2 separate regions of the Homo sapiens genome follow, and region 1 is linked to region 2. Evidence: chromatin loops called from intact Hi-C (ENCODE). Cell type or tissue: heart left ventricle. All regions are shown on one strand. Each heading gives the region's core, and the rest is flanking DNA. Links, peaks and the distances in the headings are about the cores only. Region 1 overlaps FHOD3 (formin homology 2 domain containing 3). Region 2 overlaps FHOD3 (formin homology 2 domain containing 3).

Region 1 (8,953 bases), core at 273-8,272, 64 kb before region 2:
GGCCTGCCTCTCTGAATTTCTGAACCTGCTTCAATACTAACAGCAATGTAACTGGAATTCACTTTGTTCTCTCAGTGCTGACCATGGAAACTTTTTTTATATTCTAAAATATTTCTGAGTAGGAATCAGACATCCAATAGCTTGAACCTGACGTCACATAGAGTTTATTCATCAAAGTCAGTTTAAAAGAACAAAGATACATCTGTTTTGCATTTCAGGCAGGCAGAACCCACTAACTGTTTATTAAGACCAGCTACCAATCATATTCCTCATAGTGCGCTTTATAGATCAGACCAAAATAACTTTGAAATGTGTGCCTCTTCCAGATGTCTGCTAATTTTACTCACCATTATTTTTTCAGAAATAAATTTATGCATTCAGCTGTAACAGGTTTCTTACTATCTTACCTACCACTAAACTTTGGAACAGCTTACTCAAGACGCTCACTTTGCATCTATCCAATTCACTGCTTCAGTTCCTCACAATGGGCATTAGACATGGTGTTCCTCATTTACCCAGATAAGAAAGGCAGAGCACATAATTAAAATATTTTAAAACAATGCATTTAAAAAGCATGCATTTTTTGCATCCCATCCTCAAGGTGGGTGTGGTTTCTCGATCTGTAATCCTCACCCCTTTTCCCTGCCAGCCCAAAGGCAGTCCACCCTTCGGACCACACTTGCATGCACATCTCCCTCCAGGAAGGCTGCCTTGACCACCACAGCTGGAAGTGATCTTGGCCTTGCCTCTGAACTCATGTCGGATATGTAGTCCCTTCAACTCAGATGGCATTTTACATTTACTGCCTGGCATATTTAGTCATCTGTTCACATGTGTATGTCTGTTTTCAAAAAGCAAATAATAGGATTTTCATGAACAGGAAGATTACCATCCTCTGTTCTTTCCCTCGGTGCCTTGCATTTGCAGGCTGATGGGAAGCAGGCAGAGCATGCAGGGAGAAGCCTGCAGAGTGGCACCCCACCTGCAGAGGTCCACCTGCAGCCCAGGATGCTGAGGGAGCAAATGCATCCCATTTCATTTTTGTGGGGAATGAGCTTGCATTCATGGTGAATCTCTGATAAAAGGTGTGTAGTGCATGTATATGTAGACACAAACACTTCAGGCTTGGCCAAGAGCACCACCTCTTGAGGGGTAAGAGAGGCAACAAAAGGAATGTGTTTGTGGCCTTAATTCGGGCCAGCAAGAAAAAGCCACTTGGCTGTGGAAGTAACAAGAACCTTGAAAGAAAACAATTTTAAGGGTAAGAGGCAGGGCCTCCAGCAGGTATGTGTTAAATGGGATGGTGGCAAGTTCAAGGCCAGAAATGCCCTAAGTCCAGGAGTTGTGAGCACAGGCATTCCCACACTGCTGCCACAGGATAAAGGGGCAGGCAAGAAATGAGTGCAAATAAGAGAATCTGGACAGGTCCAGGAATTCAGGAGGTCAGAATCCCACTGCAAGAAATCAAATGAGTCTGGAGTGGGTGGTGGTGATGAAGCCCTCAATGAAAGGCTTCCAGCCAGGAGGACATCCCACTTGCTGCATTCATTTTTGCTGGCTCATTCCTGGTCCTGGCCTTCTGCATGCCTCTCTGTGGGCAGCCAGGTGGGCAGGAATTTGTGGGGAGCCAAAGGGTTTAACCCACTTTCTGGGAGACTCCAGGGGCCACTCATCCCAGAGCCTGTATATATTTGACTCAAATGCTATTCCTGTGTACCCTTTGGCCTCACAGATGCCATCACTGAAGATCTGTAAGACATGGGAAGAGTTAGAGGTTTAATCTGAATTGTCCCAAAACATGATGTTTATGTGTTAGACAAAAATGGTAGAAGCAGAGGTAGAGGGATGGTGAGTTGTTGCTTCATGGATAAAGAGGTTCAGTTTTATAAGATGAGAAGAGTCTGGAGACTGGTTACACAACAATGTGAATGCACTTAATGCTACTGAAATACACATTTAAAATGGTTAAGATGGTCAATTTCATGTGATGTGCATTTGATCATAATTAAAAGTTTTTTTTTTATATGGCGGGGCAGAGAGGCATGGAGGTCAAGAGCACTAAACCTTTCTGAAAAAGCAGCAGCAGCGTTCATCTGCAGTGGCCAGAGTGGTGAAGGCGGTGGGCTGGTACGCGGAGACGGCCATGCCACAGGCATTTACGGTGTTACAGCTTAGCGACCCCTCCTGCCCCAGAAGAACCTCCAGCAGTTCTTGGGGAGGAAGCTGGACCTATGTCATGACCTTTTCCTAGACAATGACTTAAGTGCTATGGGGCCCAATAGTACTTGATCTGAGGACCCACCGGCCCATGCAATGACTGTCACGTATCCCTGCTGCCATGCGAAGCCACACTCAATCCACAGACCGACAGAGCCTCCTCTGTGGGAAGCACCGGGCTTTCTATCCACAAACCACAGCCCCAAGAAAAGACTTCCTACTTTTGCTGCCTTCATCCAAACATTCCCGTTTATCCTCTGCCTATATCATTTGTTTGTTCATTCATCTTTTCATTTATTTATTGAATGTTTGTCAAGTGCCTGTCATGTGCCAAGAACTGTAGTGGGCACTCACGATTTAATAATAAACAAGGAAAAATCCCACCCTCACAGAGCTCACAGTTCAGTGGGAGAGAGAGACAAATAAACCACTGGGATGAACTCCAACATCCGCCAGAGCTCAGTGGCAGGGCTGGTACTGCGGCTCAGTCTCTTTTCACAGGGCCCTACAGAAACTCTGCTTGACTTTAGATTAACCTAGACCTACTTACTGATGACTTTTCCTGCCACACTTCTATTTGGAAATTCTCACTTACATTAAAGTAAACTCTGGCTCCCTTTAACTTCTGCCCTGTTCTCAGTCCTTCTAAGCAAGGCTCAGAACCCTTTCTTACTGCTTCATTGATCATTTTCATGCACAATTTCCAAAACCCTAGCCCAGTTCCAACCTTTTCTTTGCACTTTGTTCCCATAGCCCCTGTTTGCTATAAAGCATTTCTTCTCCATGCCCTGCTGTCTCCCTCAGACTAACAAACCCAAACAGAAGTATCCTCCTGTGCTACCCCACAACACACCCCCAGCCTGGCTCATTCCTTACTACACACACTTCTTTTTTCTCCTTTAAATTATTTGTGAATGTCATTTTAATCAATCATTATCCTATAAAGCCTTTCTTCTAATACTTAAAAGGATGAGAAGTAGCATCTCAACAGAAACTTACTCCTGGTCTGCACCATTGCCAATAACATAGTTTGTCTGAAATTATGGAGTGAGATGATATGAAATAATATAACATGTATCCAGATGGTCACTACACCTCAAAATAAGATGACATTCATCTTGTTACAGTTACATGATACAAACCTCAAAAACCATCTGCTGTGACTCTGGCTGTCTTTTTCTGAGTCTTGCATTAAGGGTAAGAGATGTGGGACTTGACAAACACACATTGCTCTATCTGGAAGAGTTACTTTTCCTTATTTCTGTACTACTTCCCACCTCTGATCTCTACTAGTTTCCATTTCCAAATTCCATTATACTTGGAAATCTTACTTTTTCCTGGCTTAGTAGGAACTCTTAAAAGCTTTTGAAACAGGGATGAAAGTCTATATTTCCCCTAACTCCCATCTTCACCAGGTTATTCAAGAAGAAAACTAACAAGAAAAATGGCTGAGCCAAACCAAAGGAAAATGCGTGCCTGCTTCCCTAGACCTCCGTGTAAACAGAGAGGTGGCTTCAAGGGAAGAATCCCACAGTGGGCCTGGGGAGCACACTCCTGTGTCCAGGCTGATGGGCAGCCTGGGAGCAAAGACTATGGGCAGAACCAGAGGAGAGAGGAGAAGCAGCAACCTCCTCTTACGAGTTTGCCAGACATAAGTGAAGTCTTGTTTGGACAAAAAAGAGCAGTAAATAATATCCAGAAAGAGCTGGACTTCCGTGGTTTGGGGAAATTTTGAAGTCAGCTGAGCCAGTTCAGATCTTGACACAGCACTTAAACCACCTCCCCAGGAGCTGCCAAGCCTTGTCTGTGTGGACTTAACCTAACAGTCAAGTTGTTGAAAGCTCAAATAAGTACAGAATCTGGGGGGAGAACTAAAATAATAAAATTTAGTTCCTTATGCCTGGGCAGGAAGTCAACCGCATTTTCAGTGAAAGTATATGTGATGCCCTCTGATGTAAAAAACAGGTACTAGTGAGAAATATAAGCTTCCTATTTCTTTAGCAGCATGTTTCACTCTAGATTTGCCAGCCACAACTGGTTATTAGGATGACAATAATCAAATAGAATGTTGGAATCAAAGTAATGCCATCATTTTATTTAAGAGGTTGATCTAAGCATCTAATTCTTAAATTGAAGACAGGCAGTCTCCACTCTTCCCTGCCTCAGAGACTGTCCTGATGTATTTAGCTGGTGTTTAGAAAATTAGCACAATTCTACTTCTTATTGGCCCAGTCCAGAAATTGTTAGGTTCCCAGCTGGCTCCAGCATAAAAGGTGTTAAAAGCAGTCTTTCCATCTCTCCATGCAGTCACCCCACCTGGTGGTAGAGGGGACAACTGCAGGCTATAAAGAGCTGGGGGTGAAAACTTGTCTTTTGCCAGTCTACTTGTAAAACCAGTTTCCACTGTTTCTCTGCATTTATTAGACACTGAACATCTTTGTATCTTTTATTGAGATTCAAAGCATGTTGCCATTGAAATATACTACTGATCAACACCAGAGTTTTGAGCTGCTCTGTTATATGACCTAGGCTGGTTCGAATATTACAGCAACATTTTAATAACATACTTCTTAATCTTATAAAGTAATGTATCTCATATATGTTTTTCTTACAAAATTGTATACAAATATTCTGTGGATAGAAATTTAAAAATGTATTCATGCATTTTCTAGTTAGCATCACAAACCACAAAGATTCGTACCATAAATGAAGTAGTTTTTAAAATGAAAAAAAGAAATAAAGTAGTTTACAGCTTGAATATTTTAAATAAAGCTGTTGGTTCATTTACTCATTTACTGATTCCATATATTATTCCTAAGTCCCAACTACATGCCAAGCACTGTGGTGGGTACTGGGGAAATAAAGGAAATCTAGGCATTGTTCCTGCCATCGAGGAGCTGAGTACAGTTCAGTAGGGAGACAGGTAAGTGACCAGGCACATCCAGAAAGAGTCTCAGATATATCTAGTGCCCCCAGCTGCTGCCTGGCACAGTGTGGATACTAAAATATTTCTTGAAGGAGTGCTGACCATGTGACATAAAAGCATGCATTAGGAACATGTAGTCCAGGCTCAGCAGTGGTGGTGCAGGGTATTTCAAATATATGCCCTATGTCATTATGCTAACATAAACGTGCTCATTTGAAGGAATAGACACACTTAACCATGATGGCACCAAATGACAACTCCATACTTTTATTGGAAAATTTAGGTAACTAGTACACTCTGTTCTGCAAAATGCCAGCTATGTAAGGTTTTAGGTGAAGCAGTTATATTTTAATCGACAGTCTCTCTGCATGCTAGGTTAACAGTGCAAAGTCACATGCCATTTGTTACAATGGGAAAGAAGAAATATACAAACCTTTCTTCTCTTGCTTGCCTTTGCTCCTCTCTTTTGTCTAAATAATCTCGGCTAATGGAAATATGTAGAACAAACAAACAGGAAAAGAAAGTAACAGAATTAGATACTCAGAAAATTACCAATAAATTATAAACAGTATATCATGAAAGACTGGCACTGCCTCAGAAATGTAAAATGGTTGTAGCTGAATTTTTAAAAGTTTAAAGCCTGTACTTCAAAATTATTAAATACAATCGATCTTCAATACAATCACAGGGATTGCAGAAAACATAGGATTATTGGATTCACCCAGAAACACTACTAATTACTTGTTGGAAAGAATGTAAGTATCTGAGGAAAGAGAAGTTTTTAAAAAATCCATAAATAAAATACAGCAATAACAAGCAAGCAATAGCTTTTGGAGGTGATTAGCATCCAGTTGAGCTCTGGTAGCTTCATAACAGCCATCTTAAGAATTAAATCTAAGTTCCTTGGCCATTCTATGTTGCACTCCACAAGCTGAATATTCCTTCCACAACCCAGGATTTTTTTTTTTTTTTTATTTCCAGGATACATGAGGGGTGTGCAGGTCTGTTACATAGGTAAATGTGTGCCAGGGTGGTTTGCTGCACCTATCAACCCGTCACCTAAGTATTAAGCCCAACATGCCTTAGCTATTTATCCTGATGCTCTCCCTCCCCAATCCCCCCACTGACAGGCCCCAGTGTGTGTTGTTCTCACACAGAACAGTGAGAACACATGGACACAGGTCCCCTCCCTATGTCCATGTGTTCTCACTGTTCAGCTCCCACTTATGAGTAAGAACATGTGGTGTTTGGTTTTCTGTTCCTGCATTAGTTTGCTGAGAATGATGGCTTCCAGTGCCATCCATGTCCTTGCGAAGGATGTGATCTCATTCCTTTTTATGGCTACATAGTATTCCATGGTGTATATGTACCATATTTTCTTTATCCAGTCTATCAATTGATGGGCATTTGGGTTGATTCCATGTCTTTACTATTGTGAATAGTGCTGTAATGAACATACGTATGCATATGTCTTTAAGATAGAATGATTTATATTCCTTTGGGTATATACCCAGTAATCGGATTGCTGGGTCAAATGGCATTTCTGGTTCTAGGTCTCTGAGGAATCGCCACACTGTCATCCACAGTGACAACCCAGGATTCCTTCTCCACATCCATTACATTCTCAGTTTCTATTCTAGGATCACTGAAGCTCCTGCTTTGTTCCTTCTCTTTTGTCTGTACCCACAGATGCCCAAATTTTATGTTTTGTTTTTCTGTTCCTGCTGTTTTCTTAATTTTAATGTTTTGTTTTTCTGTTCCTGCTGGTTAGGTTCCAAATTGAATCTAAGTTTAAGACTATGTGGTTAGTCATCTCTCACTGGACTGTTTACTTTCTTGGAGAATCCTAACATCATGGTTTTCAACACTGGACCTCATAATATAGTTTAAATATTCTATTTCTTGGTGTACTGATAACTGGATATAAAGGGGCAGTAAGTTAGACTACAGCAGTGTAGGACCGGGAGAAAAATGCAACAAGGACTCAGATTTGTCATCGTTTATAAACATCCAACCTCATCACTTTCCACACTAGAACTAAATTTCCTATAACTCAGAAAGCTTAAGACCATATTCAACAAAAATGACAATAGATAAAGAACAACTTTTAGATGCTTTGCAAAAAGCACGAGGAGCATAAACAATTTAAATCAATGAAATGGCTGATAAAAGGTCAGTCATTTGGGTAACCTCAGGAACTACTTTAGAAAGCTTTTCCTATTTATTTTTTGAATTTCTTTTCATTCACATCCTCAGAAATATGGAACTGCAGTCACCATAATTAGTAGTTGCCTACGGTTGATTAGCATTCATTTTGGATGAGTGGAGGAGGGCCATTTTGCCAAGGTCTCTCTGTGTTCTTAAATGACAAGTTAGAATCACTTGAAATCAAGAGCAAATGGTTAACAGTTATTAGCATGGCCTCTGATGACAACCTTTCCAGGCCTAATTCTTACTCTGCCAACATATACATATGAATAACATAATTCCTGTATATTATAACACATGGGCAGGTGCAATGGCTCATGCCTATAAGTCTAGCACTTTAAGAGGTTGAGGCAGAAGGATCACTTGAGCCCAGGAGTTCAAAACCAGCCTGGGCAACACAGTGAAACCTCATCTCTACAAAAAAATACAAAAATTAGCCAGTAGTCCCATGTACATGCCTGTAGTCCCAGCTATTTGGGAGGCTGAGGTAGGAGGATCACCTGAGCCTGGGAGGTCGAGGCTGCAGTGAGCCAAGATGGTGACACTGCACTCCAGCCTCGGCAAAAGAGTGACACCCTGTCTCAAGAAACAAACAAACAAAAAAAACCAATGCACTCTTGTCCTATTCTCCTATACTTCTGGGACTCCGATGACACGAATGCTAGACATTTTGATGTTATTACGCAGGTCCCTACAGCTTTGTTCATTTTTCTTTCAATTTTTGTTTGTTGTGTTTAGTTTTCAGGTAGGAAAATTTCTGTTGTTCTATCTTCAGGTTCACTCATAGCAATGAGTTCACTTTCTTCTCTCATAGCAATTCTATTTGGCCCATCTGACAAATTTTCTATTTTAATTTTCCTGTTCTATATATATTTCCATTTGGATCTTTATATCTTTTATTTTTTTTTTACAGAGACATCTTTTCATTTGTTTCAAGAGTATTTGCCCTTACTTCCTAAAGCATGTTTATAATAGCTACTTTAAAGTCTTTAAATGTATAATATCTATGTCCTTTGTGGTTAGCCATCTTTTAATTCTCTTTTCCCTTTGAGTTAAAATTTTCCTAATTATTTTTATGATAAGTTATTTTGGATTGTATTCTGTACATTTTACATATTTTGTAATGAGATTTGAGGTCTTATTTAAATTCTACAAAGAATCTTGATTTTTGTTTTATTTTGTATTAGCAGGTAATCAACCGGGTTAAGTTCAACCTGCAAGTTGTAACCTGCCTTCAGACATTGGTTCCAATATTAATTCAGTTTTCTGGGATCTGGGTGGTGATCCACTCCCACTCTGTACTTAGTTCTCAAAGCCTATGGCATGCCATGTAGGTTTGAAGCCACATGTGTACAAATCAGACATGCATTCAGGAGTGCTCTCTTGATATCCTGGCTCTTTGTGGCTTTCCTAACACTTTCTGGCTCCTTGGGTTTCCTTTTATGGTCCTCCAGCCAGAAGGCTTGGGCTTTACTTTCCCTGTCCTGCTGCATACTTTTGGTAACTGCATCTGCATCTAGGACAATATAGCAGGAGGAGAGCAAAGTGATATGCCTAGTGATCATGGGGTCATAGCTCTTATGGTCAGAGGAAGAGTTCCCC
Region 2 (8,953 bases), core at 253-8,252:
TCAAGCTCTTATTAGTCTTTATTAGAATTAAAGCACATAGCTGGCTTAAGTCTACAGGGAGACTAAGCATTTCTCTCCAAGTCTTTGAATTTTTGTATTTACCTCAAACAAAAAAATACCTACAAGGAATGTAAATCAAATTGTCTCTCTAATCATCTCGCTTGAAGAATATGTTTAGGAGTGGTTGGCTGGGATGTGGTTGACTGGGAAGGAGTCTGTATACTTTGGATATTAAGAGCCAAGGGCCCAGCCCTTGGTCATAGCCCTTAGTCCTGTGATTTGGAATAGGCACTTAGCCCCATCTGTTTTCTCACTTGTACAATGAGGTTAATAAAACCTGTCCTGTCTGAATCTTACAGAGGATGATCGTGAGAGTTAAATTCAAATGATGCAAAAGGACCATCTGAGTGGAGACTGCCCTATATTTTTTTAGAACAATATGAACCCCTTTCTAAAACATATTTCTCCCTTCTTTACAAAAGTTGGCATCACTTGGGTGACTGAGTTATAAAATCTAGCCCCAAATCCTTCATATGTGGCATCTGAAGGCATGTTGCTATAAGCTAGCGTTAGGTGCGGCCAGGGCGTTTGCAGGGATGAAGAGCAATGTGCATATATGTACATGAGGCAGCTTCTGTGTCTTTCAAGGTCTGCAGGGGACAGAACACAATGAGCCACTTGACTCTGAGGTACTGTTTGAGGCACAGATGTTGAGCAGGTGACTAAGCTATGCAGGAAGAAATCATTTCCCAATCAGCATTTCACCACTGCATTCCCACTATCGCACTCCCACCTCATCAAAATCATGCCGTCACTTTGGGGCCACAGGCAAAATCCCTCCAACAGGCTTCGTAAATGAAGTCACTTCATAATCATCAATCTAGATAGATAAAACATCACCTATCTTTACAAGCTGCAAAGTATATTTTGCTCAAATGCTACTAAATTAATGTTGAAGTAATAATTCCAGTAAAGTGAAATTCCAAAAAGAATGAAGCAAACAGCATTCAGAGTGGCATCTCTGGCCTCCTGTTTCAGATCCTACCGAGCCCAGCACTTCAAGACTGTGAACCGTGCCCAGGATGGTCCACTTCCGTATCATCATCCTTACCAGCCTATTGCAAAGCATTGTCACCTGAACTCACAACACAGGAATCCTCGAAAAGTGTAACAGCAAGAAACAGACAAGGAACAAACATGATGAAGCAGGAGAACACCAAGTACTACTGACAAGGTCCACCTAACTCCTACCCTCAGCATCTTCGGTGGCTTTATATACAGGCCTTTTTCAGAGGATTGTGTACAATTTCCTCAATTCTCTTCATGTTAACTTCTCAAGCCAGCTGGAAGAGAGCTTCGAGGGCTTTTTCTTTGAGAATTGGCTGAGTTTCTTTAAGATTCTAGATCACAAAATGCAATGCTCATGGTAAAGGTTCTCTTTCCTTAATATGTTTAGAAGTTTAGGTCTTCTTTTCACTAAAATAGAGCTGTACACAGACTCTCAGAAACATAAAAGCCTGTAGAGAGAGGGCATCTGGGGTTATGAGGTAGAAGAGGGGTGTCAACATAGACCATGGTTGCACATCTATCTCAAACCAGTCCCTCCTCCTCCTGGGATAACAGGTATCTGAAGGCATGGCCTGGGTCCTGCTCAAATGATTCCATGGGTATCAGATTGTTTGGGGCACCTCTTGGTGCTGGTGGGGTATTCCCTTAGAGATGGAGAGGAGGGATATATCTTGATCACTCTTTCTTAAGGTCATCCAACTTATTCTGAGTGATTTTCTTCCTCATAATGTAGCCTGGTGACCTAAATTTGACTCCCAGGAGGATCTCTATGATGAGGGAGGATGATCCAGCCAAGTGATATGAGCACTTCCTGCTTCCAGACTATCAGCAGCAGGATGGGAATGTGTTAGTCAGCCCCTGTGGATTTGGGTGGCAGAGACTGGAGCCTAAAGTCCCTCATCCCAGTGACCTCAGAGCATCCATTTGGGAAGATACAACTGGACCCAGACTCTGGAGCAGGCATGGCCAGCCTTTTGTTGTACCTCTATACTATAGAACCACTCTGGGTTTGGCAGATTTTGTCAAACTTTATACTTTAAATACATATAATATCTCATAGGATTGCCAATCATTCCATTTTTTTCTATCTACCATTCTCGGTCTTCCTCCCAGCCCAAACGTGAGGCTCAAAGGGACAGAGATCATACCTTTCTATTTATGTATCTTCATGGCTTCAAGTAGTCCTGGCCTCTAACAGACACTCAATAAAAATGTTTCAGACTAAATGATGGAATTAGTGTGTACTGAAATATATAGAGACAGCTATTTGGAAACTCATATGGGTTTTTTCTGTTTAACTTAAACCAACCCAGAGATATCCCTGTATTGTCAGGAGTATCGCGAGACTCTTCCAACCCCACATTCCTACAGTGGTTATTTCTAGGCCAAAGTTTTGTGTTTTGAAGTCTTTTCCATTTGATAAAACACAGCTTTTCTGAACAGATATTAACTGAGATAGTAAATAATATTTTTTAAAAACAGGTAGCTGAAAAACAGTTCCTGGGATTAGTAAGATGAAGTCTGTAAAAGTCGCCAGGGGCCACCCTGTGTGGGAAATCCACCGAGATGTTTGGCTGGTGGTTTAATGGTCAAGAAGAGGTAGGGAGCAATGCTGGGTGGGGGACAAAGTGGCCAGCAGGGAGGGGAGAGTGGCAGGCACCTGTGGGCTCTCTTTTGGATGGCATCCTTGCACCCCTCTCCACTGCCAAGTTAATGCTTACTTTTCACGCAGATCTCGCACTTGGTTGGGCTTGAAGCTGGGAGCTGACTGGGAGCAGGGACTGGTGGGGGCCGACAGGGTGCTCTTGATGCTCTGCACCGAGTGCCTGCGGCTCCTTCTGCGGTCCAGGCCCCGGTGCTCGCCTCCGCCACTGGAACACACGCTGGCCCTCCTCCGGTCCCGGCACCCACTGGGGGGTGGCTCCGTGGTCTCATCGCCATCCTCGTGCCTGAGCGCCACCTGGAAAAGCAGAGCACGCCCAGTGCAAGGTCAGGCTTGGCATCCTTTCACAGACCTCAGGTGTGACTGCATTTCAGGATTGCCCTAATAGGGATTTTTAACTCTGTCTTCGCAAACTGCACGCCTCAGCTTCCCTGCCAGGTCTTCACAACCACATGTGTCCAAGCCAAACACAGCCTGGGCACTGGAAGATGCCTGCCACTGTAGGTTCTTCCCATCAAACAGACACGAAGCGGGCAGCCAATATGACCAGTGAGTCTGAGAAATATTTTTGTAATCGGATAGGACCTAACTAACTCTGTACCCCAGCATTTCCATTTCCCGGGCCTTCACCATCTCCTTGCCCACCCGTGTCTCTTTTCTGCTCCATGAGCCTGAATCTCTCCTGAAGCCTAGTGGTGGCCGGTTCCCTATCAGTCTTGAGCTCGCTTTCCCAAAGAGGGTGCTCAGAAGTGGCCAGAGCCACAAGATCCAGGTGAATGGGAACTGGCCTCACCCATAAATCTTTCTAAGAGGACTAGTGCCACAGCAGGTACTGTTTAATTTCAAAATCTTGGCTGACAGCTGCTGCACTATCAGGCTATCACAGCAGCCTGGTTCAGGATTTGGAGTGGAGCCTGTAGTTTTACCAGAAGCTTGCAAACACAAGTCACAAAGATACACAACACAAAAAGACAACTCCTAGAATTAAGATTTGTTTTAAAGTTTCCTAAGAGTGACGCATATTTGTGCAGAAAAATAACTGGCTTGCACTTTGCCACTCCGGCTTACATGGGGAAATGTGAGCCAACTGGTCCCATACTCTTTCTTACCCTTTGCCTTTCTCCAAGGGATATTTTTAGCCCTGTGTCTAGGTGGCGCCCTCTGCAGAAGACCAGCTTTTCCATCTCTTAATCTCACTCTGTCCTGGATCTTACTTCATGGCTTTCTCACCTCCCATTAAAACTAACTGTCCTTCTGAGTAACTCTCCTCCACCTCTCTTCTAGCACCCAGCTCTGCTCCTTATCCATGATGACTCTTCGTAGCCAGGGACTCTATCTCTGGCCTCTAATTGTTATGCCTACGCCTACATTCTCTAAAACTGGACAGCAGAAAGAATACAAGTTTTGGTGTCAACTAGACCTTGGTGTGCATGCTGGCTGTGCCACTAATGAACCAGGTGTGCCCTGTCATAAATTACTTGTACCCTCTCTGGCTCACCAAATGAAGGTAATAGAATTGCCCTTGCAGGTTTGTGATGAGAATCACTTATGTAAAGGTAACTTGTGTAAAGCATCTAGGGTAGGGCCTTCTCTGTGGTACTCAATGAATATGACTGCCTTCCCCTATCCATTCTCTCACAGGAAGTGACCTAAGATGCCCATAAATTCCTTAATCACACAGAACTTCTGACTTCGCAACCATGGAATAACACAGTTCCAAGTCCCCAAACATGCAAGTTCTCCAGCCTTGTGGGTGTTCTTAGTCACATTTCACAACCCAGTCCTTCCATGTGAGAGAATGGAGAATATAAAGACTCAGATAGCTAACCACAGTATATGGCTTTAACATCACCTATGTGCAGAAAACCTAGCTATTGCAAAATCAGCTGCCCTCATGTGAGCTCGGCTGAGGCAAGGCCAGGTTAGCCACTGTCATCTCAGTTCACAGGGACATATCAGCACCTGAGATACACAAACCGTTTACCAGGAGTGTATCCACCCTTATCTGCCCTACCCTGTTTCCACCAGCTCAAGCTTTCACAAAATCTCTTCCATCTACATGCCAGATACATCTTATAACAAACTCCCATAGGTGACGATAATTTAACAGACTTTTGACTGTTTTACTCCCCTAGAATTCACCAAACATAATTTTGGGAGGTTTGAGGCAAGAATTGATAAAAGCTCTATCTTTACAAAATCTCATTGGGAATTCTATTTCCTAGGAGTATCCTTCTGCATTGTAACTGCAAGAACTAAAAAGAAATTAAGCATTTAGTTAAGCACATATGTCATCTCAACTTTAAAACTTTAAATGACATTCTGTGGGGAAAAGTTTGAGAACAACCACATACCTAACAAAGGACAGCATTTTTAAGTGTTTCTAGCCAATGTTTTTTTCATTTCTATAAATAAAAATTCTAGACCATTTGAACTTATTCTGACCTGATGTGTTGATTCTGCTTCTTATTAAGCACACATTTGGAATGATAAGATTAGGGGCTAAAGTAGAGTTAAGATATTTCTAATTCCTTGTCTAACCTCAGAGATCCAAGGATCAAGTGACGTTCTACTCACAAGTCCTTTCAGAGAGGCACACAGTGTGCATGAAGTGAAATCCACTTTAACTGCCCTTTGTCAAGGAAGGTAGAGATAACCAGAAAGTTTGAAGGCCAAGAAAAATCTGGAAAAATTATCAAGGCAACACCATAACATGGCATGCAGTTAGGGCTTTCTGAAGTTCAGATAATTAACAAAACATCAAGCTACTTAAAACAAGAAGAGTGCATGGAGGGAGCAAATGGGCCACAGAATCTTGGTAGACCCAAGGGTAGCCTCATGCTTGGCAGTCAGGGACAACATAACAAGAAATTGGAGGCTGCTGTTCACTCATGGTTTTGTTTTTATAATAAGAATTCTAGAGTCATCAGTGTCCAGTGATGACAGGAAGAGAGGCTTTGTTTGCACATGCTAGGCTACGGTGGCATTTCCAAATGCTTTCGGCTCTAGTGAGCACTACAGCTTAGACTCAGGAACACTGGGAGCTAGAAAACACCTGGAGAGTACGGCTTTTCACCCAAGGCTTATTTAGGACATGTGGTAAGAGTCAGACCTAATCAAATACAGCGCAATGAGTATCCTCCGTGGGAGCACTAAGTGAGATAGAGCCAGTCCTGCAAGACCTCTAACACTGTCCCAAGTAATGGAGTGACTCATTTGCTAGACCTCTCATCAAATACCTTCTAACTCTTTTAATTAAATGTAGAACGCTATTTGTAAACTAAAAACTTGGGCAAGGAGCAAGTAGGGTCCAGAATCCAGCCCTGACGGCTTACACATCCCCATGTAACCAAGAAAGCAGTTAGGGGCAACTTAAGGTGACATCTGTAACCACTTCTACCAGTCTTTGAGGCCACTGAATGATCTGAACATTCTTAAGAATTTTTTTCTTTTTATTTATTGTAGTAAAAATATTCAACATGAGATCTATTCTTTTATCAGATTCTAAGTGTACGATACATTATTGTTAACTAGAGGGACGATGTGGTATAGCACATATCTATAACTTATTCATCTTGCATTACTAAAACTTTATGCTTGCTGATAGGCAACTCTCCTTCACCCCCTCTCCTTAGCCCCTGGTAATGGCCATCCTACTCTCTGCTTCTGTGAGTCTATTTTAGATACCTCATATAAGTGAAAATATGCAGTATTTGTCCTTCTGTGACTGGGCCATTTCACTTAGCAAAATGTCCTACAAGTTCATCCAAGTTGTAGGAAATGTCAAGATTTCCGTCTTAAGACTGAAAATATTCCATTGCCTGTATATACCATATGTTCTTTATTGATTCGTCCATCATTGGACATTTTGGTTGGTTCCACACCTTGGCTATTGTGACTAGTGCTGCGACAAACATGGGAGTACCAATATTTCTCCAAAATCCTGATTTCAATTCTTTTTGATGAATATCCAGAAGTGGGACTGCTGGATCATATGGTGGTTTCATTTTTAATGCTTGAACAGTTTTTTTCTTTAACTTTGTACTGTGGAAATTCTCAAACACACACAAAATAGAGAGAAGAATATAGACTGTGATGTGCTCATCACCCATGAAAGCTCAACAATGTGGCTTGCTTTGGCCAATGGAACATCAACAAACATGATGCACACAGAAGCCTGAAAAGTGTTTACACACTGGGACTTGCCTTTTTGAAACACTGCTATCATGGGAAGACATGTGGGCTAGGCTGTTGAAGACACATGGCCCAGCCAACAGCCAGTACCAAATGCCAGGCCAAGTAGATAAACTAAGGCCGTCTTAGACCACTCAGCTCACTCAAACCACTAGATAACTGCAGCTGAGTGAAAACTTCCCAGCTGAATAAGGCTCAAATTCCTAACCCAAAACATCAGGAACAGGGATTGTTGTTTTACACCACTAAGTTCTGGGGTGTTTTGTTATGCAGAAAAAGATAACTGATACATACTTCCTATCACCTATGACAAGGAAGAATCTTCAGAGATTGGACCTATTAATTACTCTTAACAGTAATAGTTATTTCTCATCCTCTACAGTCTTCAGCCTTAAGATGCCTGACCCCTTACAAGGACACATTTTCAGAATCTAAAGTTAGAACACGTAATCTGACAAAATATTTTCTTTTCTGTCAATTTATGTATGTGAAAAAAATAATATGAAGCCATAAAAATTCAAATGAATTTAATTAAACATGGATCAAATCACCCTTCTGAAATGGAGTTAAATTACAGGAAATTGGGCCTGTTTCCAGCAAGTCCAAGACATAATGGCCACCAGATGTCCTTCTCTATTAGGAAGAATTCTAGAAGGCTAACCAAGCTCTCTGCAATTGCTTGAGAACATTCAGTCTTTTGTGAAAAAAAAAATTGGTTCTGCTTGTAGGCTTCGTTGCTGCCCTTGCATATATTGAAGTTGGTTGTCTTTTGGCAATGAATATATTTTTGAGATGCATTAACTTTCAGAAAGAAAGAAAAATCCCAACTCTGCCAGCTATCTAAAGGATTCAGTTGTCACAGCTTGAGTTATTACACAGGGCATCTGCCCCTTAAGGTGACTGCTTTCCAACTGAATAGCATCCTTCCTTCATTCAACTCAGCACCTGGTAGACACTATCATGAAATGTGTGGTATTTGAAGGAGACCTTCATTCAAGCACCTACTGAACTTCTACTTTGGGCAGCTGTGCTGCTGGCCCTTGGGGCTAGACAGAGGCATGAGACATATGGCTTAGAGTAGCTCAAAGGGAAACAGGTCGCACATTCTGAGGAGTGTTAAATCAGAGGTGTGGACACAAGGCAGCACCCTCTCATCAGCTATGAATGGCAGTAGGGGGACAAACAGAAGGAGCCCCTTCCATCTTGCCAAGGAGCCTTAGGGAAAGAGATGACATCTGAAGTGACTGCAGCAGCAGGAGTAGGAGTTTGATAACTTGAGAATAGGAAGAAAAAACACTCCAGGCAAAGAAAATAGAATGGATAAAGGAAAGTTCCCCAAAGAACCTGCCTTTCATGTTCAAAAACAGGAGAAGTTGAGTGTGGTTGAAACTTCAGACACATCTTGGGAATGGTGGAGATGAGGCCACAGAGGCACGAAGGCCTCGGAGTATGGAGGGCCCTTGTACCAATGGAAGGAATTTTGGTTTCATCTTACTGGTCATGAAAAGCTCATTCATTCGTTTTCTTAAACAGGAGAACAGCATAATGAGATTTGACTTTCAGGAGGATCACCTTGCTTTCAGCCAGTGGGAGTTTGGAATGGGGAGAAGGCCCTCATGGGATCTCAATGTCCCCCAGGCTCTGAACATGCTGCTCTCCAGGCCCTACCCCTGTAGCCACCCAGCCTCCTTTCAACCCCTGACACCTGCCATGCCTGACCTCCTCCAATGCTCTCCCTCATTCACTGTCTTTCATCAGGCCTTCCTTCCTTGCTGCTGCCCCTCTTTCTGGCCCCCACCTCATACCGTCTCTTTTCTTCATAGACATGTTTGCGATCTCAGATCCTCTGCTTACGCACGTTCTTGATTGCTGTCTGCACCTCATTAGAGTATGTGCCCTCTCAGGGCAGTGGTCTTGCCTGATGTGCTGGGTCACCAGGGCTAGAATAGTGCCTGGCACATAGCAGGTGCTCAATGAAGTTTTGTGGAATGAACAAAGTAATAGACAAGCAAATGAATAGGAAGATAG

What was found. Peaks named below come from ENCODE experiments on the same cell type or tissue, not always from the same donor. Only the 100,000 strongest peaks of a DNase experiment are listed, where the experiment ranks them.
Region 1: it touches region 2 in a loop (2.8-fold over the local background); 2 of 110 quality-filtered maps call a loop at or near these places.

The regions. Positions count from the first base shown.
Region 1 is chr18:36,683,802-36,692,754 of GRCh38, reverse strand. It overlaps FHOD3 (formin homology 2 domain containing 3), which reads right to left. Exons shown (of 29, transcript NM_001281740.3): 16 at 5,577-5,627. Among named protein-coding and RNA genes, the nearest start is that of TPGS2, 140 kb to the left of the region's middle. In heart left ventricle, for the core only: a CTCF peak has its summit at 4,535; no DNase peak of the experiment used is centred there.
Region 2 is chr18:36,619,586-36,628,538 of GRCh38, reverse strand. It overlaps FHOD3 (formin homology 2 domain containing 3), which reads right to left. Exons shown (of 29, transcript NM_001281740.3): 10 at 2,790-3,028. Among named protein-coding and RNA genes, the nearest start is that of TPGS2, 200 kb to the left of the region's middle. In heart left ventricle, for the core only: a CTCF peak has its summit at 3,883 (motif pointing left); no DNase peak of the experiment used is centred there; H3K27ac peaks cover 3,165 bases.